Regions from separate parts of the Homo sapiens genome. Here region 1 is linked to region 2. Evidence: read pairs that join two places in POLR2A ChIA-PET (ENCODE). Cell type or tissue: PC-3. All regions are shown on one strand. Region 1 overlaps CBFA2T2 (CBFA2/RUNX1 partner transcriptional co-repressor 2). Region 2 overlaps CBFA2T2 (CBFA2/RUNX1 partner transcriptional co-repressor 2).

Region 1 (8,000 bases), 55 kb after region 2:
TACTCCCTCAATTTAAGACCATCTCTTAGCTGAAACAGAATATACAGTAAATATAAAAAGCTGTATGCAGCAAAAGATGAGATGAAAAGGTCAGTTTGGCAAAACAGCCAAATTCCAGACCAGCTAGAGATTTATATTCTTGAATAGTCAAAGGTAGGCTATTGTGGAAGAAAGAAAACTGGGCATGAAACTGTGACTGTGAATCCTGATTTTTCTGCCAATTTATCAGCTACTGTGGAACCCTGGACAAGTCATGCCAGAGCCTTGGTTTCTTCATTTGTAAAACAGAGGAAGGGAGGTGTTAAAAGGCAAATAAAGTAACAGATTAAAAAGTGCTGTAGGCCAGGCATGGTGGTTCACGTCTGTAATCCCAGCACTTTGGGAGGCTGAGGCAGGTGGATCGAGTCAGCTCAGAAGTACAAGACCAGCCTGGCCAACATGGCAAAACCTGATCTCTACAAAACATACAAAAATTTAGCTGGGAGTGGTGGCGTACACCTATAGTCCCAGCTCCTTGGGAGGATTGCCTGAGCCTGGGAGGCAGAGGTTGTAGTGAGCCGAGATTGTGCCACTGCACTTCAGCCTGGGTGACAGAGCAAGGCCCGCTCTCAAAAAAAATAAATTAAAAAAAAAATGAAAATTAAAAAACAAGTACCGTATAAGATTTTTAAGCTAGGCACAGTGGCTCATGCCTGTAATCCCAGCACTTTGGGAGGCCGAGGTGGGCGGATCACAAGGTCAAGAGATCGAGACCATCCTGGCCAACGTGGTGAAACCCCGTCTCTACTAAAAATAGAAAAATCAGCTGGGCATGGTGGTGTGCGCCTGTAGTCCCAGCTACTCAGGAGGCTGAGACTGGAGAATCACATGAACCCAGGAGGCAGAGGTTGCAGTGAGCCGGGATTGGGCCACTGCACTCCAGCCTGGGCAACAAAGTGAGACTCCGACTCAAAAAAAAAATTTTTTCAAGTGTAAGATATTATTAGACAGCTATCCACCAGAAATGCATTAAGAATCATTACAGCACTACGTGCTGAGGGTCTCTTCCAATGCTAATTATTTCAACATTTAAAGATATATTGTAATTGCCAAGTCTGTTGATAACCTTAATGCAAGTTAAAAACAGTAGCAACACAGCTGACCTGAAAATGTAAATAGGGAAAAAATGAAATATGGATTGTTGCTTCCCAGCTCCAGCAAATATTTATTTAGAATAATATAGTTATCTACTCCAACTGCACACCATCTGTTTCAGGTCTCCACCAGCTTAGTATTTCTCACATGAACAGAAAAGACTTAAATTAAATTTGATTAGCATCTTGCCTTTGTATGGAAGCCACCCCTACCACAATCAAAATCGACTGAATCCCAACCACTTAAAGGTGTGTCACATTACTGCCTGGGCCACACATACGCAGCCAAAGTCAGAGAACTCAGAGAATCTGAGACTGATGGAGAATCAGCTAACTTTAGTCTTCTTGGCCAAAAATAAACCTCACTTTTTTTTCGGGAGACAGGGAAAAACGCTATCAATTTCTCACACAGCTAGTTAATGGCTTTCCTACGATTCAAAAAGCCAGGTCTCTTGGGTTCCAGCATTTGATACATCTGTGCTAAATGTCTGCGGAACACAGAACCTTCTAGAGGAAATCTAGCAGTAGGCCGGGCTCGGTGGCTCACACCTGTAATCCCAGCACTTTGGGAGGCCGAGGCAGGAGGATCACGAGGTCAAGAGATCGAGACCATTCCGGCTAACACAGTGAAACCCTGTCTCTACTAAAAACATAAAAATTAGACAGGTGTGGTGGCAGACGCCTGTAGTCCCAGCTACTCGGGAGGCTGAGGCAAGAGAATTGCTCCAACCCAGGAGGCAGAGGTTGCAGTGAGCCGAGGTTGCGCCACTGCACTCCAGCCTGGGCAACAGAGTGAGACTCCGTCTCAAAAAAAAAGAAAAGAAAGAAATATAGCAGTAAATTCTGACAGTCCAGCTCTTAAATATGTCACAGTATGTCATGTCTCCCATCTCTATTGCTAGAATTTAGCCACTGTCATCTCTCACCTGGACTGCTTCATCTGCCTCCTAACTATTCTTTCTGCTTCTGCTTTTAACCCCTTCAGTCCATTCATCACGTAGTATCCAAAGTGCTGATTTAAAACCTAAAACAGATCTTCCCACAGACCTGAACTCTTCTAATGGCTTCCTATTGCTCTTACAATAAAACATAAACTTACCTTGGCTTGAATGCCATGATCTACTCAGCAGTTCTCAAAATATGGTCCTGGGACCGTTGGGGGCCCTGGAGACCCTTTGGGATATGTGTGGACAGAAGGGGAAAGGTCAAAACAATTTTCATAATCGTAGCAAGAAGAGGTCATTTATCCTTTTTACTCTTTCATGAGTGAATGGTAGCTTTTTACAGAGATTACATGATTAATGCAGAAGCAGATATAAAAATCTAGCTATCTTGTATTAAAAACCAGTCAGAAGGTTGGGCGTGTTGGCTCATGCCTGTAATACCAGCACTTTGGGAGGCGGAGGCAGGCAGATCACCTGATGTCAGGAGCTCGAGACCAGCCTGGCCAACATGGCAAAACCCCGTCTCTAGTGAAAATACAAAAATTAGCCAGGCGTGGTGGCAGGTGCCTGTAATCCCAGCTACTCGGGAGGCTGACACTGGAGAATCACTTGAACCCAGGAGGCGAAGGTTGCAGTGAGCTGAGACCATGTCACTGCACAGCCTGGGAAACACAGTGAGACTCTGTCTCAAAAAAAAAAAAAAAAAAAAAATCCAGTCAAGAGATTTGCAAATCAGTTTATTATGTAATAGGTTTTTTTTGTTTTTTGTTTTTGAGACGGAATCTCACTGTCGCCCAGGTTGGGGTGCAGTGGCACAATCTCGGCTCACTGCAACCTTTGCCTCCTGGGTTCAAGCAATTCTCCTGCCTCAGCCTCCTGAGTAGCTGGGATTACAGGCACATGCCACCAAGCTCAGCTAATTTTTGCATTTTTAGTAGTGATGGGGTTTCACCTTGTTGGCCAGGCTGGTCTCCAACTCCTGGCCTCAAGTGATCTGCCTGCCTTGGCCTCCCACAACTATTAGGATTACAGGCATGAGCCAGGGTGCCTGGTCATAATTTTTCAATGTGAAAGAAAAACAGCTCTGTGTGTATGGGGGAGGATGGATCTAGATAAATATAGCTTCTTTACAATGGAAAAGCCTAGGTAGAGAGTTAATATAAACAAAATAATGTCTCCATTAGTCTACAATTTTAAGATGTAGATATTCAGCTTCTTTATAGAGGTTAATGGAGTCATGATATATAAGACATTATTCTGTCTTCCTTATATGCACTACAACTCATTAATAGTTCATGTATTTTTGAGGGGTTTTTTTAAGTGGCAGTGACCCATTCATATAACTCCATCTTCATACTTACTTAGTCTCCCTAGTGTCAAGTAATGTTGCATGAATTTTGTATTTTTTTTCTCGAAGACACTAGGTCTGGCTTTGTTACCAAGGCTGACCTCAAACTCTTGGGCTCAAGTGATCCTCAGCCTCCCAAGTAACTGGGACTACAGGGATGTGCTACAATGCCTGGCGATGTTGCATGAATTTTTAGGACTAACTGAATAGTCTGTGGCCTAGAATTAGAGTAAATGTAACCTTTTTACAACTGTGCTTTTATAATATCATGCATTAACAGAACTACATAGCATAATTTTATATATATATTTACATAATTATATATAATTTTTACATAATTATATATATAATTTTTACATAATTATATATATATATATATAAAATTTTTTTTGAGACAGAGTTTTGTTCTTGTCACCCAGGCTGGAGTGCAGTGACATGATCTTGGCTCACTGCAACCTCCGCCTCCCAGGTTCCAGCAATTCTCCTGCCTCAGCCTCCACAGTAGCTGGGATTACAGACGCGTGCCACGATGCCTGGCTAATTTTTGTATTTTCAGTAGAGATGGGGTTTCCCCATGTTGGTCAGGCTGGTCTCAAACTCCTGATATCACGTGATCCGCCCACCTCAGCCTCCCAAAGTGCTGAGATAACAGGCATGAGCCACTGGGCCCGGCCTATGTCGTTTTTTTCATGTTCATCAACTAACACTTGTTATCAATCCACTACTCTTGTTTGCTGTGCCCTAGGCATGGTGACAGACAATGAAAACAGAAGCAACATGTTGGACCAAGTGTGTTGGGGAAGATTTAAATATATCTAGAGATTCTGGAGCGTTTTTGGAAATGGAGACAGCATGAACACAGAATGACCATGACTTACAGGAGGCCCCCCCCTCCCACCCCGCCACAATTGGGATGTAGAATTGTTCATGAGAATGGACTTGGGAAAGTATCAGATTTTAGCAACCTGAAGACTACGAAGACCAGTCTGAGGAGCAAAAGAGAGCAGAGAATGTCTCTGTCTCAAAGAAAACTATTAAACTTTAATGTGCTATTAACTTTTGCATTTTAATTATATTCTATTAAGTAAAAATAAGTTTGTCCAATGAAATGGTATATGTGCCCAGTCCCGTCTTTCAAGTAGTAAGGTAACCACAAAGCCAATTGTGAGTTCAAACCATTCTTTTTAATTACATTGCCATCCTCAGTTAACTTGGATGTGACAAATATTTTTCTTTTCTTTTTGTACATATTTATTCATCATTTTTTTCTTTTTTTTTTTTTTTTTTGAGATTTACTCTGTTGCTCAGGCTGGAGTGCAGTAGTGGGATCTCGGCTCACTTCAACCTCGGCCTCCCGGGTTCAAGCAATTCTTGTGTCTCAGCCTCCCCAGTAGCTGGGACTACAGCAGGGACTACTACTTTTTTCTATTTTAAGTAGAAATGGGTTTTCACCATGTTGGCCAGGCTGGTCTCGAACTTCCGGCCTCAAGTGATCCACCTGTCTTGGGCTCCCAAAGCACTGGAATTATAGGTGTGAGCCACCATGCCCAGCTATTCATCAGTACTTTTTTTTTTGAGAGGGAGTTTCACTCTTGTTGCCCAGGCTGGAGTGCAATGGTGTGATCTCGGCTCACTGCAACTTCTGCCTCCCGGGTTCAAGTGATTCTCCTGCCTCAGCCTCCCAAGTAGCTGGAATTAACAGATGCCTGCCACCACACCCGGCAAATTTTTATTTTCTTTTTAGTAGAGATGGGGTTTCACCATGTTGGCCAGGCTGGTCTCAAACTTCTGGTCTCAAGTGATCTGCCTGCCTCGGCCTCCCAAAGTGCTCGGATTACAAGCGAGAGCCACTGCACCTGCCCTCATCAATCTTTAAAAGAGCCTGGGTTCCACCTGGCTCCATGTACCTTAATATTTGAAAAACCGAGTTTTTAATATTCCCCCAGCGCAAAGAAAGGCCCAGTCAGCCCATCAGCTTTTGTTTTGAGATGGAGAACCACAAAAATCAAAACTGCATGCTCAGGAGTAGCACGAAGCAAAGATTTAGCTTTCTTTATGGGAAGCCACAGGACAATATCCATGACTGGCTGACACCTAGGTTCTGTGAAGGAACTTCTAGCACCCAGGGCTTTACCTTGCTGCAGAGATGGAATATGCCACTGCCAGATAAATGAGAAGATCTTGGCACTCACCATCAGTTGGTAAGAGTTCTTCTGGGGTCCTACCACTCTCAAATATTTGAAGAAAACAATCTTATTGTGCCCAATCAAAGAAGAAGTATATTCCTGGGGCATGCGCATAGCCTTTGTGGGGGCCAAGAAAAAAAAACAAAGCTAGATGTGTTTAACGCAATCTGGTTTCTAAGAGTTGCCGCTAATTAAGCCCTCTGTTTGGGCCAACAGGTACTTAAAAAAAATTACCTTAGGGTTTGATGGTTTCTTTTAACTATTTTCTGGAAGCTGTTTGTGCACAGGAAAAAAGGATTGCAGATTTTTTTTTTTTTTTTGTAAAAAAAGATGAGACAGCATCGTCCAAGCTGGAAGAGCAGTCACATAACCTAGGCTCACTGCAGCCTGAACCTCCTGGGTTCAAGAGATCCTCCCACCTCAGCCTCCCAAGTAGCTGGAACTATAGGTGCATGCCAACATGTCCAGCTAATTTTTCTATTTTTTTTTTTAGAGACAGGGTCTCACTAGCTGGTCTCAAACTCCTGGCCTCAAGTGATCCTGCCACCTTGGCCTCACAAAGCACTGAGATTACAGGCGTGAGCCACCATGCCAGACCCCAAGGTTCAAACAGTACTAAGGAAAGGAATGTAAACAAGCTCATTAATAATTTTATAATGATTATATATTGAAATTTCTTAGTATATTAAACATATTATCAAAAGGAATGTCACCTGTTTCTTTTTTAAAAAATAAGGTTACAAGAATATTTAAAATTACATATGTGGCCTCTATTTGTTGCTTACATTATATTTCAATTGAACAGCTCTGGTGTGGGTATGAGGCAGTGGCTGGATTCAGACAGATCAGGATTGAAATTGAGGCTCTGTTAGCTCTCTGATAGTGGGGATATTTCCTCCTCAAAGTCTGTTTCCTTGTTTACAGCAATCATTCAATATTGCCCAGCTGCCAGAGTTGCTGTTTACAATCAAATGAAATAAAAAGAGAACAACCTATAGTACAGACCCATGACAAAGAAACGAATTCATCTTTACTCGTTTCCAGAGAAATCTGGACAACTATGACCTCACACTGTTCAGGCTGAGAAATTAAGAATTGAGTTTGGGTTTATTCTTATTTTTTTGAAAGTAAACAAAATAAAGGTAACTCTCTTAACTGATCATTTTGTGGGCCTAAATCATTGAGGACTATTAAGATGCATATACAAATGGAGTGCTTTATTACAATGCATTGGGGGTAAGGGACTACCAAACATCTCCACAACAGATAAAGACAAAGGGAGATGTCCCCTCTGCAACTGGCTGCTCTCTGTGCCTGGCTGGACTTCTAGTGTTTGATTTTCAACCCTGAAGCTCCATGCCAGAGGCATTCATTTGTGCATCTCCCACAGCTCCAACTGTCCTCTGCTGTTCTTCACCACTTTTATGTTGCAGCTCTAGTTTAAGCCACATTTTGCATGTATAACCTTGAAGTTTCTACTTACCACAAACTTGCTTTTTACTTGTTTTTATTAGAAATAGGTCTTCAGCTTAATCAAATGCATTTTTTTAGGGGAAGGGATGTATTTATGGAAATGGGTTTTTTTTCCTCCTTTCAGCTTCTTGTTTTTATTTTTATTTTTATTTTTGAGGGGAAGTCTCACTCTGTCCTCCAGGCTGGAGTGCAGTGGCGCGATCATGGCTCACTGCAACCTCTGCCTCCTGGATTCAAGTGATTCTCCTGCCTCAGAGAGTAACTGGCATTACAGGCACTTGCCACCATGCCTGGCTAATTTTTGCATTTTTACTAGAGACGGGGTTTCATCATGTTGGTCAAGCTGGTCTCGAACTCTTGACCTCAAGTGATACACCTGGCTCAGCTTCCCAAAGTGCTGGGATTACAGGCGTGAGCCACCATGCCCAGCCCTTTTCAGCTTCTTAATGTTGAACTATCCTTGCCATTGTGTGATCAACCTTACTTGGTTAGGGTGTACTGCTCTTAATTATAGTGTTGTTCTTTAAAGTAATCTAAGGAATAAAGGAAAATATAATGTAGCATAAATCTTTCAAACAGGCCAAAAATAAAGGTAAAAGAAAGAAATACATATCACGAGCTGAATGGCCATGGTACTTTTGTGGTTAACATATATATTATATTAATATATGCTACATTAACATATATATTTGTTCATTATTCATTTGTTGATCTATATATATTTATATATATATATTTCTTCATTTGCACCTGTTTCTATTCTATTTATAAAAAATAGTTTAAAATGTTCACTTTTTCTTCTGCAAGTTCATCATTTTAATTAACACTTCAACAAAGTTAAAACAAAGACTAACAATACTTTAAAATAGCTACATACCATACACAAAAAATAATAATAAAGGGGTCAAGAGGAAAC
Region 2 (8,000 bases):
GTGAATATTTGACAAGTCCAGGTATGTTTGTTAACATTTGTGTTAAAATTTTACAAGAAAATACATGTTACTAGAAAATATATCCACAAGTCCACCACCCTGTTCAGGCAGGACAGATGGTCAGATTCTCTGTGGTTCATTTTTCCTTATTACAAGATAATTTGGCCGGGTGCAGTGGCTCATGCTTGTAGTCCCAGGACTTTGGCGGGGGCGAGGCAGGCAGATCGCTTGAGCCCGGGAGTTTGAGGCCAGCCTGGGCAACATGGTGAAACCCTGTCTCTATAGAAAATACAAAAAATCAGCCAGGCGTGGTAGCCCATGCCTGTAGTTCCAGTTACTTAGGAGGCTGAGGTGGGAGGATTGCCTGAGTCTGGGAGGTGGAGGCTGCACTGAGCTGTGATCGTGCCACTGCATTCCAGCCTGGGCAACAGAGACCCTGCCCCCTCCCCACAAAACAAAACGAAACACCACTTAAAAGAAATAACGGGGAGTGTCTGGAAGCTGTTGTTGGCCCTTGACCGCAGGCCCACTGGTGGGCTCCAGCAGCCAGCCTGGTTGGGCCTGGTCCCCACAGGGCACTGACCAGTTGGTGCAGCTGGCTTTCCAGAGAGGCCAGTTCCAGGCACATGGGGTGCAGACACCCCCTGCTTCATGCCCTTGGATGCTCTTCAGGCCACGACTAGAACCAGTTGAGGCCCCTCTCTCCCTCTTCCTCAAGGATTTGGGAATTAGGGTGAGGGGACACCTCCTAGTGTAGGGACCACCTTTCCTCCCGGTCCCATTCCAGCTTGAGGCAGAAAAGGAATATAGCCTTTTTATTGACTACTTTAAGTAGAACAAACTAAATACATATTTAACAGTTTTGGTTCATTTATACAGTACATTAAATAAGTTATGCACAGAGTTAGGTAACAAAAATTCCTATCAGAGTAAAATGACAAAGCACAGAAAAACCAGATTCTAATGCATTCTGTGGGTGGTGTCACATTCATCATCCCCCTTTAAAAACCACGCGTGGAGGCTTCGTTTTCTATTTATTTACATTATTGGCTTTCTTTTGTGAGCGGAGCCTTTGTAGCCTCGTCAGGAAGTTGGAAAGCCACGTTAAGGGGACTGAAGGCCTCTTGGCGCAGCAGCCCTTTCAATCATTCGCCTAATGCTTATTGCTGCTTCTCTGCCGACTCCAAGGTAGGGATGGGGCTGTCCCCAACAGACACCAGCGCACATGCCCTATTTGGTATAAGCATCACTGAGTGTACACTGGGCAGCCGTAGGCTCGACCAGATGGGGTCTGTGAGGGAAGCTCCACCTCAGGGGCTGTGGAGGGGGAGGAGGGGACACAAGGCCCGCCCCTCAGGCCTCCTAACCTTCTCTTAGCTCACGATGGAAAAGGTCACCTGCACCATCATCTTTGGAAATGAGCACGTCGATGCCCGAGGAAAGAGGCAGGTAGTCAACGTTTTGGTTTCACAAGAACTACAGACACTCCAGAGTTGGAAGGGCCCTGCGGAGCCGCTGGCACAGCCCCCACCGCAATCTGGGCAGGGCTGCTCTCGACAGCTGGCCATCTGGCCCGTGCTGGAACAGTCCATGCTCCGCTGGCTATTCTTCCGTTTGGTTCAGACACGCTACCACCCAGTTTTCTGCAAACAGCTTAAAAAAAAAAATCTAAGGAAGTTGGTTTGGTCTACTGACCTGGGAGCCTGGAAACCTTGTTTCTAGTTCAGTTCTGAAGAAAGCCTCCAAGAAGTGTTCTATTTTCAGTGATTTATTCAATTCTACAGTTTCCAGGACAGATGGCCATCCGGTCATTCTGTTTTCATTTTGAAGAGCTCACTACCGTACAATTCCAGCTGTGCTGAACCTTCAAACGCACTTGTTGCGATATCCTCTAGAACTACCCAGAATGATGTCTATACCCTTTGCAAGCAGGTGACAAGCCGAGGCTTACTAACTCTGGGACAGGGCTGTACAAAGTAAAGCATGGGTTTTCTGTCTGGAAGCTGAAGATGTCAAGTTGACACTAAGCAGTGATGAACTCCTGGTGACCTTCTGGCCCAAATGGGCAAAGGAAATCCACGCTGCAGAGAGCGGGCAGCAGCCAAGGCCAGGTGTGGACTTGTGGTGGCAAGATGTGTCCTGTTTCCAGACAGACATTTCTAACCCAGCACTGCCCTAGAAATAATCTACGCAATCGGTGACCCCACGGTCACCCAACCGTGCCTGAGCGGATCTGCTAGAGCACCAGCCCTGGAGCTGCAGGGCCCCCCAGTGTGGAGTGCCCCCACCTCCCGAAGTGGACTGCCTAGGCCTAGGCTTAAACAACTTCTTGAGTCACCTTCCCCACTGGATGAGTCAGGCACGGTGCAGGCAAGTGGGGACAAAAAGGACAAGCAAAGACGTGAAACCCAGCCCTCAAGAAACTCTGGGGACATCTGGCATCTTTGGTCTTCTCTGGTCCCTGCAATCATTCCTCACTTGGCCGACCATAATGTCCCACAACTCATCAGTGTTCCTTGGCGGGTGGTGCTGAGCACTGGTCTCACCCTAGACATGTCTGGCTGATGGCCAGTCACATGTTGCATCTCTTTTTAGTTTCTAGGTTTCTGAAGAGCCTGCGCTTGACTGATACCTTCTGTACCACCATGCCAGCTCCTCTTTGCCTTTTATGTCACTGCAAATATGAACTGTAGAGGTCAGTCCTCTAAGCAGGCTGAATTTCCACTCCCCACCTGGTAGCTGAGGTGCTGTCAGCAGAGGCTGGGAACCACGCAAGGAACCTGGATTCGCTCCTGCGCCTCTAGCTGCCTACCCCGCCCCAATGGTGCTCCTCCTCCTGACCAGAGAGTTGGAGAATTTCAGAAAGGGATTCTTGAAATGTGAATAGAAGGTCCTGGGCAGAGGCCCTCGTGACTTCTGTGTGAAACTGACCAGAATTAACACAGCAGAAGGTTTGCAAACTGAGCTTCAGTGTGGAATACTGCCCAGGTTTGCAGATCAGCCTCTGGGCAGCACGAGCAGGGTGGAAGAGCATTACAAAGATTCAGAAAACGAAACTGTCACAGCAACCACAGCCCACAAGAGCAGGCCAGGCTCTGCACACCAAACCTAAGCCTTAGCCACAGAAATGGGCATCGAGCCCTAATAAATATTATTTTGTTGGTTTTGGCTCCTTATTCCAACCAGTAAAAGCATGAGCTACCCTGGCTAGTTTTATGGCCACTGGAGATTTTAAAAACCTGCTCAAGACCGGACACAGTGGCTCATGCCTGTAATCCTGGCACTTTGGGAGGCCAAGGTGGGGGGATCACCTGAGGTCCGGGGTTTGAGACCAGCCTGACCAACAAGGAGAAACCCCGTCTCTACTAAAAATACAAAATTAGTTGGGCGTGGTGGCGCATGCCTGTAATCCCAGCTACTCAGAAGGCTGAGGCAGGAGACTCGCTTGAACCTGGGAGGCAGAGGTTACCGTGAGCCGAGATTGCGCGATTGCACTCCAGCCTGGGAGACAAGAGAGAAACTCCCGTCTCAAAACAAACAAACAAACAAAATAACAATAAAAAACCTGCTTAAGGTGTTAATCCAACAAATCCATGAAAAACTAGTAAGCTGTTGTAATGGCTCTGTGACCTGTGAGACAGCCATGTCTCATGCAAATGTGGCCCTGTCCGGGGTACTGACTCCGTCCCCCTTAGAGTTCCCCACCAAGGACTGTGGCTTAAGGAGGCAGATGGGGTCGGGGGATACCCATGTATTAGGCTGACTGGAAAACTGTGGGGCTTATGTGTTCCACAGCAAAGGAACATGATTCTCTGCTGTTGTTTCACTGGTCACACCTTACTTTAGGCAATGGAAATCTAGGCATTTTAAAGGTGTCGTGCACTAGATTTCTTTGTAAGACTGAAAATGCTTGGTTAGAGTAAATTAGGGACTTGAAATTCTTTAATTTTGCCTTTTTTTTTTTTTTTTTGAGACAGAGTTTTGCTCTGTTGCCCAGGCTGGAGTGCAGTGGTGGAATCTCGGCTCACTGCAACCTCTGGCTCACAGGTTCAAGAGATTCTCTTGCCTCAGCCTCCTGAGTAGCTAGGATTACAGGTGTGTGCCACCACACCCGGCTGATTTTTCTATTTTTTTTTTATTAGAGACAGGGTTTCACCATGTTGGCCAGGTTGGTCTTGAATTCCTGACCTCAAGTGATCTGCCTGCCTCGGTCTCTCAAAGTGCTGGGATTACAGGAGTGAGCCACTGCGCCCAGCCAGGACTTGAAATTCTTACAGTAAGATGTACCTGTATCCAAGGAGAAGGCTACCTGTGTGGATCCCTTTTCCTTTATGGTACTGACAACTTTTATTTTAGACTCTGGTCAGTGCACAGAAGGTGGAGATTTAAACTTGTGCTTCAAAGGCCAGCTGGAGCAGGGCCAATTAAACTTACTCCAACTGATTTCTGGGTGTGAGAGGATGCCAGAGGCTCAAAGATGGAGAGCAGGAGGGGTCGGGGTCCTCAGACTCCCATCAAAACCAAAAAGACAGGCCGGGCATGGTGGCTCACGCTTGTAATCCCTGCACTTTGGGAGGCCAAGGCAGGTCACCTGAGGTCAGGAGTTCGAGATCAGCCTGGCCAACATGGTGAAACCCTGTCTCTACTAAAAATACAAAAATTAGCTGGGCGTGGTGGTGGGCGCCTGTAATCTCAGCTACTCGGGAGGCTGAGGCAGGAGAATTGCTTGAACCTGGAAGGCAGAGGTTGCAGTGAGCCAAGATCATGCCACTGCACTCCAGCCTGGGCAACAGAGTGAGACTTTGTGTTAAAAAACCACCACAACAACAAAAAACAAAACCCAAAAAGACAGGGAAGAATGTGGGAGGCAGTTCCTAACATTCTGAAAGGGATATGAGTGATGTCCCATTTGAAAATGGGAAGCTAGGAAGAAAAATTGATCAGCTTTTCCCAAAATGGTTCACATTTCATAAAACCTTTCTGATGAGCTCAAGGAGGGACGCTATCAGATAACACAAGAGAAGGAAACAGAAGTTGTGTGCCTGATGATAAATCAACATAGTAGATATAATGACCTGTAACTATGAGGTCTGAAGAATTCTTTGAGGTCCAGGAGGGCTTTTCAGATGAGACCAGGCCTTGACAGTGGGGGCAAGTCCTACCAACCTGCACAGCACATCCAGCAGGACAACTGTGGCTCAGCAGGTGCCAAATGGAGCCCATGGGCAGAAGATGCCCACAGCGTTCCAGATGTGTGTGGTCTGAGAGATAAAAGGACACAGAACAAGATGACTGTGCAAATAGCCAAGTGGTGGCAGAAGTTCTGCATTTCCAAGAGATGATCCACTCAATAATTTGACGATACTAGTTGGCCAACATGCTCAGAGAAAACAGACTATCCACAACTGAGCCTCATTCTCTCTCAGATCAATCCATGTGCTGGAAACTATTTTCTGCACAAGCAAAATCAAATGAGAAAAAAAACAGGTCCCAAACTAAAGTAGCCAGCAAGGTTGGAAAATCTTGTCCAAAATCATCTGTGATGTGGGGGAAGTTTTATTTGTTTTATGTTTTTGCTACTACGGGTGCTTTTATTGCAACAGTGACTTCTTTCCTGTGGACTCTGAGATCTTATCAAGTCTGAACAGCAGGGTTGAGAAGAGTCCTGAATGCCGCCTGTTGCTTACCCAAGTCCCCGTGAGGCCAATCAGTGTCATCTGCTGAGGATGGAGATGGGGCCGAAGGAGCTATTCAGGGGTGAGGCAGGCCGCTCCCTGACCGAGGGGCCTCCTCCACAGCCTGCTGCCTGCCGCCTGCCGCCTCCAGCCTGGCTGAGCACATTGGACAGTCTGCTGACTCAAGGAGATGGGGAGGGGAGCTGGTGGTCTACACTGAAAAGGGGCCGGCTAAGTCAGCTTCAGTGGAGAGAGGAACAAACCAGGAAAGCCATGGAGGAGGCAGCTCAGGCTGGCTGCCCATGTGCAGAGAATGGCACACTGGCTCCGCAGACAGCAAGTGCACAGAGAGGCTGTGGGGTGTTATTATTCAGGCTTGGACTCTTCCTGCCTCCAATTCATTTCTTGCTGATGACCCGGCAGCTACATGCACGGGTTCCAACAGTCAGTCCCTCAGCCCAAGCACTCTGTGGTGCTGAGCAGCCATCAGGGTAAGCAGAGTCCGGGGCTCAGAGTCCGTTGGTGTCGATAGCTGTCACAGAAGCAGGTGTTGAGGAACGCGATGTGGTTGCCGAGGTCTTGTCGAGGGCTGGGCTGGGCACGCTGCAGTCGGCGGACCTGGCAGAGGAGCCCCTGCCTACAGGAAGCAGCGGCCGGCCCTGGCCGTGGGGGCTCTGGCCATGCAGGTTCTGACCACAGAGGCGGTGGTGCCGCTCCCAGTCCTTGTGCTGGCAGAAAGAGCCACAGTATCGCGCGATATTGCAGCCACTGCATGTCTCGCTGGCTTTGCGGCCACAGTTCCAGCAGTTCTGCAAGACACAGGCATCAGTTAGTGGTTGCTGGGATTGAGGGGCAGGCTTGCCATTCATTCCCTGCACAGTAAAGCAAGGGGCTGTATGTAGAGAACCCCAGCTTTGGAACTACATACACCTGTGGTCAACTCCGCCCTCTACTGCTGTTTAACTATGAGAAATACACACTGCCTTTCTGAGTTTCCTTCATCTGTAAAACAAGAAAACTACTTCCCTGCAAGATGACAGGAACAGTGAAATGAGATGTGTGTGTGAAAATACCTTACACAGCACCAGCCTAGGGCAGGTGGCCATCTCTCCTGCCTAAGGCATGGACTCATCTTTTGGCTCATTTTAATAGTCAGAAACCAAACCAAACTCTGTGCCAGGGTCTCCCCCAAGAGCCATCTATCCTAAGACCACATGTGTTAAGACGAACATTTATCCTACTCCTTTCTGCATGTGCCACCATGCCTGGCTAATTTTTGTAATTATACATTATATACACACACACACACACACACACACACACACACACATTATATACTATATATATATATATATATATATATATATATATATATATATATATATATATATATATATATATAGTAGAGATGAGGTTTTGCCATGTTGGCCAGGCTACGCTTGAACTCCTGGGCTCAAGTGATCTGCCTGTCTCAGCCTCCCAAAGTGTCAGGATTATAAGCGCCCAGCTGATATTGCTTCCCTCATTAGAGAATAATCTTCATTGTTTTTACTGATAATCTGACTCAACGAAGGCTGCTGCTGCTGTTTTGTTTTTTCTTTTGGAGACAGGGTCTTGCTATGTTGCCCAAGCTGGACTTGACCTCCTAGGCTCCAGGGATCCTCCCACACTCCCACCTTAGCCTCCTGAGTAGCTGGGACTACAGGCATGTGCCACCATGCCTGGCTGATTCTTTAATTTCTTGTAGAGACAGAGTCTCCTTATATTGCCCAGGCTGGTCTTGACCTCCTGGCCTCAAAGGACCCTCCCACCTTGACCTCCTAAAGAGCTGGAATTACAGGCATGGGCCACTGTGCCTGTTCCCTAATAACTATCAGACCAATAGGATAGGAGCTGCTATACTCATTGAACAGAGATGGAGACTGACTCCTTTAAGGGTATACTGCCAGTATGAGAGGGAACTCGGCTAGAAGTCAGGGCTCCTAACCTCCAGTCCTGGCCTCCTTCCTCCCCCACACCAGACCACCTTTCACAAGATGAACAAGAAACTCCAGGAATACCTGCCAAATTTCAACAAGGATATTCTAGCTGAACATTCTTGATGGACGAGAATCAGCCGTTTTGGTCCAATGCAAACTCATCCAAAGGACAGGCCCTCTATCCCTTCCCTGCTTTTGAAAGTGATTTTGCAGGGATAGGTCCAGGTGTGCACCTCACCTGGAGGCTACTTTGTGGCTTATTTAAAATTACAATTCCTTAAAAGCACAATGCTCAAAATGGAGAGCTGGGATTTAAACCTACGCAGTCCAGATCCAGGATCTATGC

What was found. Peaks named below come from ENCODE experiments on the same cell type or tissue, not always from the same donor. Only the 100,000 strongest peaks of a DNase experiment are listed, where the experiment ranks them.
Region 1: POLR2A ChIA-PET joins it to region 2 with 11 read pairs; 5 of 35 experiments call an interaction of 5 or more read pairs at or near these places.

The regions. Positions count from the first base shown.
Region 1 is chr20:33,588,180-33,596,179 of GRCh38, reverse strand. The region is part of intron 1 of CBFA2T2 (CBFA2/RUNX1 partner transcriptional co-repressor 2); the gene reads right to left. Among named protein-coding and RNA genes, the nearest start is that of C20orf144, 70 kb to the left of the region's middle. In PC-3, no CTCF peak of the experiment used is centred here; no DNase peak of the experiment used is centred here.
Region 2 is chr20:33,642,831-33,650,830 of GRCh38, reverse strand. CBFA2T2 (CBFA2/RUNX1 partner transcriptional co-repressor 2) reads right to left here. Exons shown (of 11, transcript NM_001032999.3): 11 at 801-6,484. The coding sequence ends at 6,185. Among named protein-coding and RNA genes, the nearest start is that of C20orf144, 15 kb to the left of the region's middle. In PC-3, no CTCF peak of the experiment used is centred here; a DNase peak (open chromatin) is centred at 3,110; H3K4me3 peaks cover 793 bases; H3K27ac peaks cover 719 bases.